Regions from separate parts of the Homo sapiens genome. Here region 2 is linked to region 1. A link is an interaction called in ENCODE POLR2A ChIA-PET data of the cell type or tissue named here. Cell type or tissue: PC-3. All regions are shown on one strand. Each heading gives the region's core, and the rest is flanking DNA. Links, peaks and the distances in the headings are about the cores only.

Region 1 (4,000 bases), core at 1-4,000:
TTGAACCTAGACATAGACAGTTTGGGCTCTCTATCCCATGCTCTTCCCTCTTGGTGGTGGTGGAGTATGGCGTTAATATACCTCCTGACCCAGAGCCATTTTGCATGAGGAGAAAGAGGAGAATGAAATCCCACTGGCAGATGGGGAGCTGCTCTGGGCTTTATGGGGCTTCCAGAATGACCGCCGGGATTGGGGTCCTTGCAGGAAGGGTGTCCCAGAGAATCTGTCCTTGGCGGGGGGAGGTTGGGAATGGTGGGCGGGGGATCCAGAGGCTGTGGTCAGAGAAGTCTGACCTGCAAGATGAAAGCAGACACTAGCTGGGACTCTTAGTTGGATGCTTTGGAGGTGGCAGGGAATTTGTTCCTTCATTCAACAAATATTTACTGAGCACTCACAGTGTTTGTGGTCCTGTGCTAGCGGTGATCGAAGTGGACAAAGTCCCTGCTGTCATGGAGCTGGCATTTCAGTGCTTTGGGAGTGGGTGGGTGACAGGCAGTGAGCAAATAAACACAGGATGGGGCAGGTGTGATCAGTACAAAAAGAAACAAAGCAGGGAAAGGACACAGAGGGTAGTGGGGGTGGGAGCTTGACATTATTTTAGGAAAGTCGTCTTTGATAAAGTGACCTGAAATAAATGAGGGGAGGAGCCATGTGGCTTTCTGTGCAAAGAGTCTTCCAGGAAGAAGGGACGTTAAGTGCACGAGTCCTAAAGCAGCCTCTTGCTTGGTGTGAGCCAGGAGAGGAGGAGCGGGAGATGGGTCAGAAGTGGCCTGTGTCCGCTGCTGGGTGCCCGTTTGTGCCAGGCCTTCCTGGTGCACTTGCGCACTGGGCCCTGTCTCCTGGAGGGCTTCTCATGGCGTGTTCTTTCACACCCTAATACAGCAGGAAGCTCTGCCACTGAAAGGTATTGTGAGCCAAGAATTTGAAGGCCCTTAGAAGTCCTGCAGTAGAGCAACCAGTGAGATTTGTTCTCAACTGGCTTGATCACAAAACCCTTTCTTTTACAGAGCACCCTCAGGGGAACGCTGGCCTGGTTTATGGCTTTACAATGACATCAAGTCAGATTATCTCCATTGTCTGGTTGTCTCTTTTCTCTTGGACTCTGTACCCTTTCCTGCCATGAACTTCGTTAAGTTCTATTCAGAGTCCCAGGCCTGAAAAGCGTCAAGAGGCTGACGTTTATTGAGTGCTCACTCAGTGCCATGCACCGTCTACATGCGTTGTGCAGATTCACGCACTTCACACGAAGGCAGGTGGCTAGCAGCCTGATTTAAGATAGGAGGAAACTGAGGCAAAGGAGGATAAGCAATGTGTCCAAGCCTACGCCTCTGATGAGTATAGGTCTGGGATTTGAACTCAAGCAGTCCGGCCCCAGAGGCCTTAGTCTTAACCACGATGTGATGAGTCCAGGAGCCTCACATACCACTTATTCAGGAGAAGTGACATCAGAGGCCACACCCAGTGCACAGAGCTCCCACAGTCTTTGGGGACCAGGCGGTGGGCTGTGGCCATTGGGCGTAATTGGTACAATGGAGCTTGGGCGCTGTCTGGCCCCAATTCCTTGCTCTGCAGAAGGTAAACAGGAGGCCTAGGGAGGGGTGCGGGCATGTTCAGAGTCTCATCGTGGGGCCAGTGGTAATTCCAGGACTTGGTGCTCTTCCTACCCTGTTGCCTAGGACAAGACTATCCTTGGTTTTGAGCAGAGGCCTGTGATTTTCTGCTCAAATGCATGCCCTCTGGTGGTCAAGGCACATCTTTCCACTCTTTCTGCAAGACCAACTTCCCCGCTGTGTGCTGGGCTTGCCAAGTGGGGATTGTCTGTGGGCTCCAGGGATCTGAAAACTCATTTTCCAGTTCCCACTGATGCTGGATTCCCAGGGCAGTGTGAGAGCAGGGACTTAAAAGTCCAGACAGGTTCAAATCTCTCTGTCATTTAGAAACAGAGTGACTTGGGTAAAATGCTCAACTCATCTGCAAAGTGGGGCTAATTACAGCTGCTGCCTCACTGGTCTGTGTTGAAAACAAGACAGTGGGTGGGGAGCACTGAGCCCATTGCCTGGTACCGGAGCCACTCAATAGATGGTAGCTATCGTGCTTTGTCATCTCCAGGTTCAGTAAACAGCAGTGGTAGCACTGTGTCCGTCTTGTGGCCCTGACCAATGTGTGCCCCTGTGAGATCCTGGAGGGTGGTGGGAATAGGGTCATCCTCATCTGGATCCCTACTTCCTGGCACTGTCGTGCCTCAACCTTGAAATTCCAGGTGACCTGGGGCTAAACACACCCTGGCAGGGGTCTGGCAAGGAGTACCTGACCTCTTTCATTGAGCACTTACTGTGTCCCAGTCACTGAGCTCGGTGCTTTGCAGGCATTTCATGGCTAATTCTCACAGCTATCCTGTGAAGTAGGCACTTTATTTTCAGATAAGGACCTGAGGTTCAAAAAGTTAAATGGCTTGTCCCGAATGACATAGCTACAGGTTGAGTGTCCCTTGTCTGAAATGCTGGGGACCGTAAGTGTCTCAGATTTTGGAATGCTTGCATTCTACTTACCAGTTGAGCATCCCTAGTCTGAAAATCTGAAATCCAGAATGCTGCAATAAGCATTTCCTTTGAGCATGACCTTTAGAGGTCACATTGGTGCTCAAAAAGTTTTGGATTTTGGAGCATTTTGGATTTTCAGATTAGAGATGCTCAACCTGTGGTAAGTCATAGAGCCAAGATCTGACAGTCAAGCTTGTTGTTTCTAACCCAGCCACAGGAGCAAATGTGCTGACAGGGAGCCTGAGGCTCAGAGAGGAGATGTAGGATTCCCAAGGTCCCCCAGGTAATGGTGAGGTCTGTGCTTGGCCTCCACCTCTGCGTTCCCGAATCAGGGCTCCTCCTCCCTCTGCCTGGGGGACCCCATTGGAAGACTTGGTGTCTCCGGAGTGGGTACTCAGTGGTGAGGAGCAAGAGGGATTTCCACTGCTGTGGGGTGAGGCCTGCAGTGAGGCCAGCCTCTCGGTGCTGAGGCCCTCTATTCCCTTCTTGCCTGGTTCATTTCATTGCCAATGGATAGGCCATCAGTGACTTGGCTTCCTCCCTTCCTGGATGGCTGGGCAGCTGACTGAGCCTCCAGCACCTGGCAGTCAGCTCAGGGTCGGGACTTTGAAATGGGATCCCTCAGCACCCGCGGTCCAGTGTGGCATCCCAGGCCTCAGCAGGCGATGGACAAGGCCTGAAATGTCTCTGGCCCCTACCGCTTTTGTCCCCACACAGCCCAAGTAGTTCCCAGCCTTGGTCAGGGCTGTCTTAGGAGTCGTGAGCAGCCTGGAGTTGGGGAGGTAGCTGAGGACTGGTCTGTGCGCTGGGCCTCAGCACCCCAGGCTGGCTCAGGACAGGGTGGGGAGGTACTCTTGATGTTTGGAGAATCACATGCAGGCTACTTAATGTGGTTTACAAGGCCAGGGCCCTGCAGAGCCTTTTTGGGAATTAGAGGAGATGAGTGAAAGGCGCTCTTCTGGACAGGTACAGCTCTGCAACGGGCACAGGCTCAGCTGAGACTTTACCCTGCCCCCGCCACTGACCTGCGCACCCCTGTGTGTGCTCCCTGAGCAGCTCTCCTGGGGGCCCCACACATGACCCCATCTCCCCCTCCAAACTCATTTTGCTTTGCCCTGCCCCACTCACTCTCCAGGCAGCAGCCACATGGATCTTTTTAAAATGCAAATTAGAACCTGTCATCCTTTGATGGAGTCTTTGAGGGCTTCCTGCTGCTGCTTCAATCCTCCAGCACCCTGCAGGCCTGGCTCCAGCTGACCTATCTGCCTCATCTCCTCCTTTCCCTCTTGGTCACTCTGCTGTCTTCTTGCTATTCCTTGGTCATGCTGAGGCCTGTCCTACCTCAGGGCCTTTGCACTTGCTATTCTTGGCCTCTACCTTTCCCTTTGTTTGTGCTTGTTTGTTCTTTAAATGTTAGCTCAAAAGTCCCTTTCTCCAGGAGACCTCCTGAGCCCACTAAC
Region 2 (5,988 bases), core at 739-4,738, 570 kb after region 1:
TTCTCCCTGAATATCTATCCCCTCACTGTTTTGCTCTGGGTCCCTAGCCCAGCCTCCACATCCCCACCCTCTGGACAGTGCCCAAGGTCAAAGGATGAGCCTAAATCTGTGTGCCAGGATCTAAACCCACCAGATGACAGGGGCGAAAGCCAGCGGTGGCAGTGGCAAGCCGGAGAGGAAGGAGCAGTGTCTGATGATGTGGCCTGACCTCAGAAAGGAAACCTGGTTGGTCACCAGGGGGAATTTCCCCGGGTGAGGTCTCACGTCTATGCAAATATTGCACTGCAATTAACCTGGACCCTGGGATGGGAGAGAGAAAAGAGGAGAGGACACTGGGAAAGACAGAAGGGCAGGTAATAGGACCTGAACATTCCCAGGGTACCAGGCACTGTGCTAGGCTCCTCATGAAATTAATCTCATTTTGCCTCTAAAGTATCCTCCAATGTAGGAAAATTGAGTCTGAGGCCCAGTGAGAGGGTGCGTTGCCCAAGCAAAATCAGCACATTCCTACCCCAACGGGATACCAGGCCTCAGGGAGAAGTGATGATGGTGACGATAGATTTGGCGCTGCGGCTGCTGACAAAGGTGACAGTAATGAGGCTTGAGTCCGGGACTCTAGCAAGGTTTCATTTTAGGTTTCCATCTCACTCAACCAGGGGAGTTTTATCCTGGGAACGGCCAAAGGCAGCAGGAAGGTAGTGACCCTGACTCACCTTGGGCAAATCCCAGCACTCTGGTTTTTCAAAGCCCTGTGGGGGCAAGGGATGTGGTAGCTGGCACAGTTAACCCCTTCACCACCAGTTTCTAGAATGCTCCTGGAAAAGTGAACAGAATGGGATCCATACTTTTGAAGGAGAATCAATTTTTCTCTGCTACCTCTTTAAATTTCACTCGCTGTGCGCCTCACCGTATCCAGAAAGCCTTCCCCGGGGACTTCACTCGTTTTCCAAGGCTTGATCTCATTTACTGCCTGGTTCTCCAAGGAGCTAGTCTTGTCTCCCAGAATAGGATGCCAAGTAGGATCAGAGTTCAAGTCAGGGCTGTTGGGCTCGAAGTCTGCCCTCCACACAGCCTGGTTGGTTGTCCTCCTCTGATGGGCTTACACAACAACAAGCAGACTCCTGATTTCTGGAGGTGTGTGGGGCACACTAAGGCTATGCACTAAGAAAAGTGTGAGTGTGCACATGCCCCAGTGTGTGTGAAGAACAAGTTAGGATACATATGCGAGGTGTTTCCCACGTGCACAGCAACACACACACACACACACACACACACATAATGTCTGTATTTTTGGTTGTTATCAGCAAACTAAAAAAAAATTATTTTCTCTGTATGGTCAACAATGTGTGTCTCTGTATGTGTTACCAGCAGAATACCTTACACTCCTTTGTATTACCAGCAATGTGTTTCTCATTCTACTGTGTGCTCTGTGGGTATGGCTGGCAGTGACTGTAATTCTGTGTGACAAGCAGTATTTACGGGCCTTGAGTGGATAGCAGGCACATGGGAAAGTGGGGGAAGGAAATGTCAGTTCCCCACCCTCCCTACTTTCCTTTCAGGCCCTCCCAGGTCAAGGTCCATGGCCTTCAAGACGGCCAGGGAGGGGTTCTGCCTGCAGCTGGCAGCACAACAGGCAGATGGTGGTAGTTGGGAGGAAGGGGTGGGGCCATCCCACAGAAGGAAATGCATGTTCTGGAAATTTTAACAGCTGGGCCTGTTTGTGTGGTGGGGGGACATTCCCAGACAGCTCTTGTTTAGGGTTTTGTCAGTCCTTACCTAGCTGAGAGGAGGGCAGTGGGACAGCCTACATCAGGGACCTCTGTCCTCATGTCCTTCTCTGAGTTCTTAGGGAATGGAACTTGGCTTCACATCTGCTTCCTCCCCGCTCACTCCCCATGGCACTTTAGGGCCCTTTTCCCTGTTTTCTCGCTCCCCAGTGTCCTTCTCTTTTCTCCATCTCTGCATCCTCTGTGCTGGCTTGTGTCCTCATCCCCCCGACACCTAGGGACCCCAGCTGCTGGTCCTGTCTCCTCCATGCTGGTCCCTGGGGATATCTTTTCTAAAGGACATCTCTAATCATATAATCTCCCTCCCTAGCACATTCAGGGGCTAGCCAGTGCCTGGAGGATAAAGTCCATACTCTTCAGCCTGGACTCAGTGACCTTCCCAGAGGGCGTCCTCGCACAGCGGGTGACGGGCCCCAGCACTCCCACACACCTCTCCTTTCCCAGCTCTGCGCCTTTGCTTCAGCCATTGCCTCTGCCTGGACACCCCTCCCTCCTTCAGTAGTTTCTAATGTAAGAGCTTCTCTAACCATCTGCTGAGGTGCTCTCAAGTGTCCCGTTCTCCAAGGAGCCTTTGTTAGTCCTCCCTGTGGTTAATTCATCGCTTCTGCACTCAGTGTCCCTTGCTTGGTTGAGATTTTTCTTTTTCTTTCTTTTTTTGTTTTAAGACAGTTTTGCTCTTGTCAATCAGGCTGCAGTGCAGTGGTGTGATCTTGGCTCACCGTAACCACCGCCTCCTGGGTTCAAGTGATTCTCCTGCCTCGGCATCCCAAGTAGCTGTGATTACAGGTGCCCGCCACCGCAACTCGGCTAAATTTTTTTTTTGTATTTTTAGTAGAGATGGGGTTTCACCATGTTGGCCAGGCGGGTCTTGAACTCTTGACCTCAGGTGATCCACCCACCTCGGCCTCCCAAAGTGCTGGGATTATAGGTGTAGCCACTGAGCCTGGTCTGGTTGAGATTTTTCTAATAATCTTTCCCCACTTAGCTCTCTGTGTAGCAGGCATAGTGTAGAGCATCAGACTCCCCCCTCTGACCCTGATTACTCTTCTCTAAAATAGAATCCTGCCTATTATTGATAATAAAGAGCTGATATACTGAGTCCTTCGTATGTTCTAGACAGTGTGCTCAGAAATAAACATGCATTGCCAGTACAGACAGGTCAAGTTACTTATTTACTTCTACTAATAGTGGTGGATGGGATTTGAACCCAGGCCTGCCTGCCTCCACAGACTTAACCACTGAGCAGAGGGCTCAGTTATGTAACTACAATTTCCCACTTGCCTCACTCCAACCCTAAAGTGGGGAAATCTGTAGGAAACCCAGGTTCTGGTGGGGAATGAAGAGGCATGTTAGAGCGCTGTTTTACCGCTTCTGGGTTCCGAAATTCAGGTTGGGCAACCCGACCCTTCTCCCTCCCATGCTCAGCTCAGTCTGGCTTCCTCATCAATAGGTAAAGGAGGAAGTGTCAGCAGAGAGAGCAGAGCCTGGAATCAGGACAGCTGCGTTCTAGCCTCAGATCTGGCACTTACTAATACAATGGTCACAATCCTGTCTCTGGGCCTCAGTTACCAAACCTGTGAAACGAGAGGGTTGGTTGGGGCCATCTCTAAGACCATTTCCAGTGAGTCAATCCATGATGTACTGTCTATGTCTTCAGGCAGTATGTTTCACCACTTGGAGCCCAAGTTTCCTCATTGGTAAAAAGAGGGTGATCACCCCTATAATACTGCAAAGGAAGTAACGGCCATGGAGGCAAAGCTTCTCAAGTGGGATTATTCTGGTGGCGACTTATTGCTTGCAGCTGTGCTGGGGCACCATGAATATAGGGGGATTTCTTTTTTTTTTTTGAGACACAGTGTCCCTTGGTAGTCCAGGCTGGAGTGCAATGTCACGATCATGGCTCACTGCAACCTCCGCAACCTGGGCTCAAGCGATCCTCCCACCTCAGCCTCTCGAGACTGCAGGCATACACCACTACCTCCAGCATTTTTTTTTCCTATTTTTTGTAGAGACGGGGTTTTGCTACACACAGGCTGGTCTTGAACTGGGCTCAAGCGATCTGCCCACTTTGGCCTCCCAAAGTGCTGGGGTTACAGGCACGGGCCACGGCACCTGGCCATAGGGAAACTTTAAACAGCCAGCGGTTCCCACACCACCGCCACGGGCAGGAGGTTGAGTGGCAATTCCTAAATAGCTGCTCTCTGCTCAGGTTAAAAGGGCACCCCCCCTCCCAATGGGCAACTTCCTTCGGGTATTTCCTAGTGGCCCCAAAGACCAAGATTGGCCCATCCCAGTTCAGAGCTTGTAACAGTTTGCCCTAAAGGGAAAATGCAAGGCTCAAGGCAGGAGGGGGAGCAGTGAGGAGCTAGAGAGTATTGAAGCCCACCTCCACAGGTGACGACAAAAGGAGAAAACACAGGGTGCTTCTAAAAGCACCGGCCCTGGCCGGGATGGCAATTCCAGTTCTGTCTGCTGCTAGCTTGCTATGTACCCTGGGCCAGTTGCTTCCTCTCTGTGGAAGTGACAGTTGTTTCATCTGCAAGTGAGGGAGGGAGGTGAGAATTTCTGAGGGCCCCTTCTACCCTTAGAACATCACAGCCAGCCTCCCTTTCTCCCACTTTGAGACAGCAGCGGTTTGGGCTTCTGCTTTCTCTTTCCTTTTAGTTTTAAATTAGCCCCCATCGCTTCTCCCGATTAAACTTTGGCCACAGAAGCAATCTCCAGTGTCATTTTGGAGAGAGCTGAGCAGGAGGGACACTCAGTGGAAGCTCCTTAAGCACCAGAACCACATTGGTTTGTATGTTTTGCACCTAGCACGTGGCATGGAACATAGGAGCCACTCATTAAGTGTAAACTGCATGCATGCATGAATGGGGTGCTCTGGTTCAGAACAGTGGCTACTCTCCTCCTCTGCTAAAACTCCAAGAAAAAAATGTGGTTTGTTCAGCTGGCACCGAGCTCTTAGTAGGACCGTTGCAAAAGGCTCCCGAATGGCACCCTGCCTTCCTACATTTGTCCTCAGAGCATAGCTAGACGCACACCTTCCCCACTCAAGAACTCCAAAGGCTTCCCCTAGGTTATCAGAGAAAATCCTGACATTTAAAGTCCTCCTTAATTGGAGACAAACTGTCACTTCTCATCTTGTCTACCTCACCTCACAAACTCTTAGGGTTTCCTTCCTGCTACCGACCAGTACCAGAATGCAACTACCTTAACTGAAAATTATGTGGAAAATGCATGCTGAGGCATTAGGGAGGCATCAGACAGCTACTGCCCGATTTTAGCTGTCCTCATTCCTGGTTTCTAGGCCTCCTCTTCTGTGTTCCCCTCAGCTCCATGGGCTCTCCTCACTTCTATTCCCTGATTCCACTCTTCTTTCCTTTCTGCCCCAAGCCCATTTCCCTCAGTATATATTTTAAGGCACTTTTCTTTTTGGGTTCAAATGCCTTTGTGATCTGCAGCTGACGGACTTCATGAAATCAAAGCCATAAAGCATCATGGGCTCCACCTTTCAGCCCCTACAACTGAGCCTGGTTCGGGGCAGGTAGTGAGACTGACTCCGAGCCAGGCACGCACCCTGCCAAGCACCTCCACGTGGTGCCTCCTTTTATTCCCACAAGGCTACAGGATAGGTGGAATTGGAATGAGGAGCCCTGTTTTACAGAGAAGGAAACCGAAGCTCCTGTGCTGACGGTCAGTTAGTTACAAAGGTCTTAATCCAAAACTCTGAACCATTTTGTTAATTTATCTTTCAGTAACAGTTCAATTAAGTTAGACAAATATCCCAAAAAGCTCTTAGCTGGCCCTCAAGGCACTTGAGTTCACAGCCCAGAAGAAAGGAAGTAAAGACACGGTAAGGTAACTTTTCTTTGTTTCAGACTCATTATGTCAGAGATTAAGAGAGAGCTCTTCAAAATTGTTGGATCCAACCCCCCACTATAAAGTTGGAGTAACTGAGGCCCAGTGAGGGCAATGGCTGGTCTGAGGTCACAAGTGAGGGAGGGACGAGACCAGACTCTCTCACCTGCCTGTTGCTGTCTTCACAGCTATGAAAACAAACACATGCGCCGCGCACGGTGGCTCACGCCTGTAATCCCAGCACTTTGGGAGGCCAAGGCGGGTGGATCACCTGAGATCAGGAGTTCGAGACCAGCCTGACCAACATGGAGAAACTCCATCTCTATTAAAAATACAAAATTAG

Evidence for each region. Peaks named below come from ENCODE experiments on the same cell type or tissue, not always from the same donor. Only the 100,000 strongest peaks of a DNase experiment are listed, where the experiment ranks them.
Region 2: POLR2A ChIA-PET joins it to region 1 with 5 read pairs; 1 of 35 experiments calls an interaction of 5 or more read pairs at or near these places.

What each region holds. Positions count from the first base shown.
Region 1 is chr5:150,522,206-150,526,205 of GRCh38, forward strand. All of the region lies in intron 2 of NDST1 (N-deacetylase and N-sulfotransferase 1), which reads left to right. Among named protein-coding and RNA genes, the nearest start is that of NDST1, 16 kb to the left of the region's middle. RefSeq lists enhancers at 298-1,175, 3,332-4,000. In PC-3, for the core only: a CTCF peak has its summit at 1,762 (motif pointing left); a DNase peak (open chromatin) is centred at 1,726.
Region 2 is chr5:151,093,998-151,099,985 of GRCh38, forward strand. No RefSeq gene overlaps it. Among named protein-coding and RNA genes, the nearest start is that of TNIP1, 16 kb to the left of the region's middle. RefSeq lists enhancers at 1-407, 42-1,241, 4,409-4,518, 4,709-4,758. In PC-3, for the core only: no CTCF peak of the experiment used is centred there; no DNase peak of the experiment used is centred there; H3K27ac peaks cover 1,370 bases.